Regions from separate parts of the Homo sapiens genome. Here region 1 is linked to region 2. Evidence: read pairs that join two places in POLR2A ChIA-PET (ENCODE). Cell type or tissue: Panc1. All regions are shown on one strand.

Region 1 (4,000 bases), 280 kb before region 2:
CTTAAAAAAAAAAAAGATGGCTCAGATCAGCCATCACCTTTTATACTAAAAACTGTGATTTCCAGGATATCAGTGGGAATGGTAGAAAGAAGATCTCCAAAAATCTGTTCCTCTATAAAATCAATGAAAATATGGGTAAATTTCATGAAAATCAACTTCTTTCAGAACTCTGGAAATTAACAAAAGGCTTACAACTATCTGAGAAAGATTTATTCAATATAAATGGCTGAATCATAATAAGCACAGCAAGATTTTAGGAGATTTAACTTGCGCTTTTCCCATTCTACCTTCCACAGCTCTGAAATAGCCTTGGAAACAGATAGGCTCACCACATCGGTAGCCATGAAAAACAGCTAAAACTAGAACTAGGCAGAAGACCAACAAGAAAATGGATAGAAAACATTGACAACATTATAAGCCTACTAGATCTAACAGACATCTACAGAGCACTCCATCAAACAACAGCAGAATACACATTCTTTTCAAGTGCACATGGAACACTCTCCAGGGCAGACAATGTGTTAGACCTAAAATGAGTCTCAATACATTTAAAAAGATTGAAATCATGCAAAATATGTTCTCTAACCACAAGGGAATAAAACTAGAAATCAGTAACAGAAGGAAATTTGAGAAATACACAAATATGTGAAAATTAAACAATATATTCCGAACTAATAAAACAGAAATCAGAAGGAAATTTTAAAATATTTTGAAACGAATGAAATGAGAGCACCACATGCCAAAACTTGTGGAATATAGCTAAAGCAGTGCTTAGAAGGAAATTTATACCTGTAAATGCCAATTTTTAAAAGGAAGATATCAAATTAATAACCTAAGCCTCCATCTTAAGACCTCCCACCTAGAAAAAAAAAAAAAAAGAGCAAATTAAGCCCCAATCCAGCAGAAGGAAAGAAATAGTAGAGATTGGAGTAGAAATAAATGCTACAGAGAATTAAAAAAAAAACAGAGAATATTGATGAAACCAAAAGTTAGTCTTTGAAAACAGCAAAACTGACAAATCTTTATTTAGCTAGACTGACCAAGAAAAAAGAAACACTCAAAGGTTTAGAGGGTTTCACTGGAAAATTCTACCAAGTATTTAAAGAAAATCTAACACCAATCCTTCATGAACTCTTCCAAGAAACAAAAGAGGAGGGAACACATTCCAATTCACTCTATGAGGCCAGTATTACCCTGCTACCAGAACTAGAAAAAGATATCATAAGAAAACTACAGACCAATGAATGTACAATGAACAAAATCCTTAACAAAATATTATTAGGTAGCAGCTGAATCCAGCAACATATGAAAGAATTATACACCATGACCAAGTAGGATTTATTTCAGGAATGTGGTTTGATTAACTATGGGGAGAAAAATAAATCATTGTAATATGCCATATTAATGCAATAATGGACAGAAACCACATAATCATATCCAGAGACACAAGGCATTTGATAAAATCTAACACCCTATCATGATGAAAATACTAAACACACTAGGAATAGGAGGGAATTTCCTCCACCTGATAAAGAGCATACATGAAAACGCACAGATGACATCATACTTAATGGTGAAAGACTGAAAACTTTCCCTCTAAAATCAGAAACAAAGGGTAGATGTCTGCTCTCAAAGCTTCTTTCATCACTGTACTGTAGGTTCTAATCAGTACAATCAGGCAAGAAAATAAAAGGCATCCAGATTTAAAGAAAGAAATATCTCTATTCGCAGGTAACATAATCTTATATATACAGTGTACTTAGAAATCCATGAAAAAACCTATTCAAACTAATAGAAGTTCACTAAGATTGCAGGCTATAAAATCAATACACAAAAGCAATTGTATTTCTATATACTAGCAATGAACAATCGAAAAATAAACTAAGGGAAAAATAAATTTATAATAGCATCCAAAAGAATAAAATACCTAAAAATAAATTTTATCCATGTTGTGTAAGACTCATATACTGAAAACTACAAAACAACATTGAAAGAAACTAATGAAGACCTAAAAAAAAAATAGAAAGACATCCATCTTCATGAACTGGAAGACTTCATATTGTTCAGATGGTAATACTATTAATCTATAGATTTAACACAATACCTATGAAAATTCCAGCTGCCATTTTTACAGATATTAACAAACCAATTCTAAAATTTATATGAAAACACAAGCAACCTAGCATAGTCTAAAGAAATCTTGCAAAAGAAGAGTACAGTTAGAAGACTCACACTTTTGGATTTTAAGTTACATAGCTGTAACTTAGCTGTAATCATCAAACTTTTGCTACTGTCATAAAGATAGATATATAGATCAACAGAAAAGAATTGAAAAATCTATAAATAAACCTGTACACTTATGATGAATTGATTTTCAACAGGGGGTTCCAGGATCATTCAATGGGGGAACTAATAGCCTTTTCAACTGCTATTGGAACAGCTGGCAATCCACATGCAAAAGAATGAATTTGGACCCCCAACCTCAAATCATATCCAAAATTAACCCAAAATGGATCAAAGACCTAAATGTAGAAGCTAAAACTACAAAACTCTTGGAAGAAAACATACGTGTAAATCTTCATGGCCTTTTGAGTTCAGCAATGGTTTATTAGATGTAACACCAAAAACATGAGCAACAAGTTAAAAAATAGATAAATTAGACTACATTAAAATTTAAAACTTTCATACTTCAAAGGACACCATCAAGAAAATGAAAACCCACAGAATTGGAGAAAATATTTACAAATCATATATCTGATAAGGACCCATATTCAAAATATGTGACGAACCCTTACAACTCAAGCATAAAAGACAAATAATGAACAACCTAAAAATAAAATTAAGGGAAATTAATCAATTTATAATAGCATCCAAATGAATAAAATACCTAAAAATTTTGAAAAAGAAGAGTGAAATTAGAAGACTCACCCTGCTGAATTTTAAAAGTTTCTACCTAGCTATAATCATCAAAATTTTGTTACTGTCATAAACATAGACATAGGTGAAAAGGATATAATGTTTAAACAAGCAAAGGATATAAAAGGGCATTTCTCCAAAGAGGATATACAAGCGTCCAATAGGCACATGAAAAGATGCTCAACGTTTATCATTAGAGAAATAAAAATCAAAACCATGAGATACTACTTCACACACACTAGAATGGTTAAAGTAAAAAAGCCAGACAATAAGAATTGTTTTCAAGGATATGGAGAAATTTGAACTCTCATACATTACTGGTGGGAATGTAAAATATTTCAGCTGCTTTAGGAAATGGTTTGACAATTCCTCAAAAAGTTTACCAGAGTTACCATGCGTGTAGCAATTCTATTCCTAGGTATATGCCCAAGAGATTTCAAAATATGTTCATAGTAGCATTACTCATAGTAACCAAAAAGTAGAAACTAGAAATCCAGTTTACCAGCATATCACTGCTTAAGAGTCTGGGCTGCCTTTGGAATTAAAGAGAGCTAGCCTTGGGAGGCCAAGGCAGGTGGATCACCTGAGGTCAGGAGTTCTAGAACAGCCTGGCCAACATGGTGAAACCCCGTCTCTACTAAAAATATGAAAATTAGCCAGGCGTGGGGGTGCACACCTATAATCCCAGCTACTCAGGAGGCTGAGGCAGGAGAATCGCTTGAACCCGCGAGGCAGAGACTGCTGTGAGCCGAGACTGTGCCACTGCACTTCAACCTCGGCAACAGAGAGAGACTCATCTCAAAAAAAAAAGAAAAAAAAAGAGAGAGAGAGAGAGAGAAAGAGCTGGATTTCAATCCCATTTCTATTTTTGATGACCTTGAGCAAGTTATTTAACATCTTTAAGCCTGTTTCCTCATCTCTAAAATATGACCCATAACATTACCTACCCTGGAGGATTGTTGTGATGGTTAAATGAGATAATATATGTCATATTCCTAGCATAGTGCCAGGCACATAGTAAGTAAATAAGCAAGATCTTGGGAATTTACTGTCTAGTTAGTAGTTTTCCAAAGCTAATGTGAAG
Region 2 (4,000 bases):
TTCCAAGAAGGTACTAACAAACCGAGAAAGCAATGTGAGATATGGCAAACAACAAACCCAAGAGGAGAAACAAGGTGAAACCTCAGGAAGATAGTAAAATAGATCCAATGACAGCCATGTCACCAAGGTTAAGCAATCCAAATTAGAGGTGTGACACAGGAGACAATCACTTTGGGAACCATTATTATTAAAAATGCCGTTTCCACTCTTCTCGTTTTTTTTAATGCTGAAGACAGAATGCATAAGTCACTCATCTGTTTTTTTTTAATGCTGAAGATAAAATGCGTAAGAGTGGCCCAAATTCTTATTTGTACTTCTATGTGTTGATCTTGTACTGAAGTTTCCAGCCCTCCCACTATCATTCGCTGATGCCTACAACAGCTATGGAAAATAATTTAGCATCCCCTCACTCCCAAGTGCTCTATTTTAACACGGGCTACTGTAAAATTACACGCAACAAACACTGTGTACCTCATCCCATTCTTCCTGACCCTGTTTCTATAAAACATCCATCCACATTAGAATCCTGCCACATGCCAACTTGATTAAACCTATACTTCCCAGGACACATGACCTTGCCCAATACTTCTCCACAATAAGTCTTTTATAAAGCCTCACAAAACTTGAGGCCAGACTATGACCCAGATAGTCTTTCTTCCTTGTTATCCTATCTTATAGCCTTCAATTAACAGTGGCAAAGTGGCAATGTTGCTTTACATAGCTAACTTTGTGATCACTATTCAGATTTTCAAAATTAAACACTGATTATTTATAGGTGGTAAAGCTCTGAAGGAAAGCAAAGAAAAGAATTAGCAAAAGCCAGGATAGCACTTACATGTCTGCAAGGGAAAGGTGCAATTGAGAAGGGGCACACAAGGCTTCTGATAGTAATGTTCTATTTTTAACTTGTCTGAATATTCCTTAAGCTCTATATATAAATACATTTTATACACATTTTGGGTGTTTGGTACATTACAATGCAAGCAGTAAATCTTTGGGAAATATATACAATAAAAATGAATTCTGCAAGTATTTATAATCCATTATCATGCTCAGCATTTTCTTAAAAATAGTGACAAATGGTTTAGTATATACGATGGTTTCGAATATATGATCATAAATATGCTAATGATCATATATTCTATATTTTACCTTGAATACACTGCACTAGACTTTTGTAAAAGTAGGTACTAAGCATTAGTAACTACATTTTCATAATATATAATTCATACTACTTGCTGTTAAGAACAGAGTACAAAGTGATGCCAAATCTCTGAAAAAGAACCAACTCTCTGCCACTTACTTGTCAATGTCTGCCATGTTGTAAGAACTCCAAATATCTATGGAGAGAAACATCAATGTTAAAAAAAAAGTATATGATTTATTAAAAAAAAATAAGAAACCAAAACCCTTTAAATCAATACCATACTGAAAACTATCCCAAGAAATGTCTATTTCCTTTAAAATACTATCAGTGTTAAGAAGAAAAAACTCATGGAACATGCAAATTCTTCCTTACTAGTACCAAAAATAATTTTTCAGAGGATATTACTTAAAACAAAAAAGTTACCACTAAGCTTTTAGAATCTGTTGTATAAAGACTATGATAATAGCACCATTGGTTAAAAACAAAACTAACATTTGCTAGAATCATAGGAAAGGAACAGTACAAAAGGATCTTCATTCAAATTCTTTCAACAATCAAGAAAGGTCAATTTCTGCTTAAATTTTTAGACTACGTAGCATCTTAAATCCATTTATCCATTTCGTATTTAGCAATATTCATTTTATGTAATTCATGTTTAAGAAAACCAAAATCTGATGCCTACTGTACTCACTATGCCCTCTGGATATCTTTTTAAAAGACTTAATCCCTGGATCAAATAGCCATTTAGACTATTTCAAAAGCTCTAGGTCCCAATCTTAATGTTAGGTAAGCCTTCCCTATCTCTCCAAATGTACATGTACCTCATGTTAGATAACTGACAACCACCAACCTCCAGCTTCCCCTAGATATGCTAGGGACATTGTCAAGACTTGTGGTTACCAGACCTGAGTAAGTTTACTGTTAAGACTCACCAGAGGATATCCTAAGTTCCTTCTCACTAAAAGATTAGTATGAACCTGGAGAATACTGCTTTTGGAAAAACAAATCTTAAAGCAGATGTGTTATATCCAGGCAGAAAAAAATGGTAGAATGCCACAGGTAATCTACAGATTACCAAAAAAAACTAAACCAAGTTTAGATAGAATCCATGTTAAAATCAAGTTTATCTTAGCCAGGCACAGTGGCACGAGCCTGTAATCCCAGCTGCCCAAGAGCCTGTAATCCCAGCTGCCCAAGAGACAGGAAGATCTTTTGAGCACAGGAGTTCAAGGCCTGCCTGGGAAATACAGCAAGACCCTGTCTCTAAAAAAATTATGAATAAATAGAATCAAGTTATCTGGTAAAAATTAAAATCTTAATACATATTTAATTCACAAAATCCTGCATGTGTTTACTTTCATAGCAACGTATTATGCCTATGAACAAAGAGTTAAAAATGGAAAACATCCTGATTTTAGCAGTTAAGTGCTAATATTTGGGGGAAACATTATTACTGACCTAGTATCTATCCTTTAGAGTAATTATAAAGAAAATTATTCTTCCTAATGTATCTAACTCTGTAAATATTTTGTATTTGTTATAAATAATTCCTAATAGTACTGATGAATTTTTCTAGTGATGCTGGGTAATGAGTCAGCATTTACAAAGTGTTTAGCAATTATGAATATTAATCAAAAATAAGAAAAATACTGAACTCTGACATCAAAGAAATCCAAGTAGGATTCCAGTTTGTCTACCACATCATCAATAACTTCTTTTTAATACAGGGAAACCTGTAGTGCACATGCATCCTTATTTCCAGCTAGTGTTCCCGTATCTTTTCTGGAGAGCAACCTGACAATAGGAATATCAAAAGCCTTAAACATGTCCATCTCAGCCAGGCACCATGGCTCACACCTGCAATCCCAGCACTTTGGGAGGCCGAAGCAGAAGGACCGCTTGAGGCCAGGAGTTCAAGACAAGCCTTGGCAACACAATGAGACACTGTCTCTTAAAAACATAAAAATTAAAAAAACAAAATATGTCCATCTCCAGATTTATTCACTTATGAGCTCTACCATGAAAAAATTATAAAGAATCTAATGCCTTTGCTTTCCATGTTCACCTAGAAGGTTCTTCCACAGCTCTGAACAAGTCCTGCACATCCTTTGGCTCTCATTTCAAAGTTTCACTCCCCAGAGATGCTTTCTCCAACCTGCACATTCCGGTTAAGTAAGATTTCTTGGTTGTACACACACTCCTATAAAGCTTTCTTTTCTTTCCACCATAAGATGTCTCAGTCTGTAATTATAAATTAGTTTGACCTATGGTCTGTCTCTCCCAACTGACAAAATTCATGATTACAGGAATTAAATCTGATCTTGACAATCATAGCGTTGTCTTCTTTGGGGTAGCACACAAAGCTTATTATAAACTTAGTACTATAATGGAATATGCAAAAATGGAATGCTTTGCAGTCACAAATGAAACAGATCTGAGTTGATATGAAGGAACACTAAAGCAAGGTATAGGATGTATGCCGAAATCCCCTTTGGATATGGAAATATATATATATATATATATATATATATATATATATATATATATCTCCACTCATATACGCACATACTTTAATACAAATAAACCCTTTCTGAAAACAAACACCAAAAACCTAACCAGAGTAACCTAATGAGAAAGAAGGGACTGGGGGTAATGAGAACTAATTTCCCATTCACCATTACAGTCATGTGTGGATTATATGTTCTGAGAAATGTGTCTCTGGGTGATTGTATTGTTGTTCAAACATCAGAGTATACTTACACAAACCTAGATGGTATAGCCTACTACGCACCTAGGCTATGATATAGACTATTGCTCCCAGGCTACACACCTATACAGCATGTGACTGTATTG

What was found. Peaks named below come from ENCODE experiments on the same cell type or tissue, not always from the same donor. Only the 100,000 strongest peaks of a DNase experiment are listed, where the experiment ranks them.
Region 1: POLR2A ChIA-PET joins it to region 2 with 8 read pairs; 3 of 35 experiments call an interaction of 5 or more read pairs at or near these places.

Annotation. Positions count from the first base shown.
Region 1 is chr12:75,791,429-75,795,428 of GRCh38, forward strand. The region is part of intron 1 of LOC105369844 (a long non-coding RNA gene); the gene reads right to left. Among named protein-coding and RNA genes, the nearest start is that of PHLDA1-AS1, 240 kb to the right of the region's middle. In Panc1, no CTCF peak of the experiment used is centred here; no DNase peak of the experiment used is centred here; H3K27ac peaks cover 4,000 bases.
Region 2 is chr12:76,072,900-76,076,899 of GRCh38, forward strand. It overlaps NAP1L1 (nucleosome assembly protein 1 like 1), which reads right to left. Exons shown (of 15, transcript NM_004537.7): 2 at 1,304-1,340. The coding sequence starts at 1,320. Among named protein-coding and RNA genes, the nearest start is that of NAP1L1, 9.8 kb to the right of the region's middle. In Panc1, no CTCF peak of the experiment used is centred here; no DNase peak of the experiment used is centred here.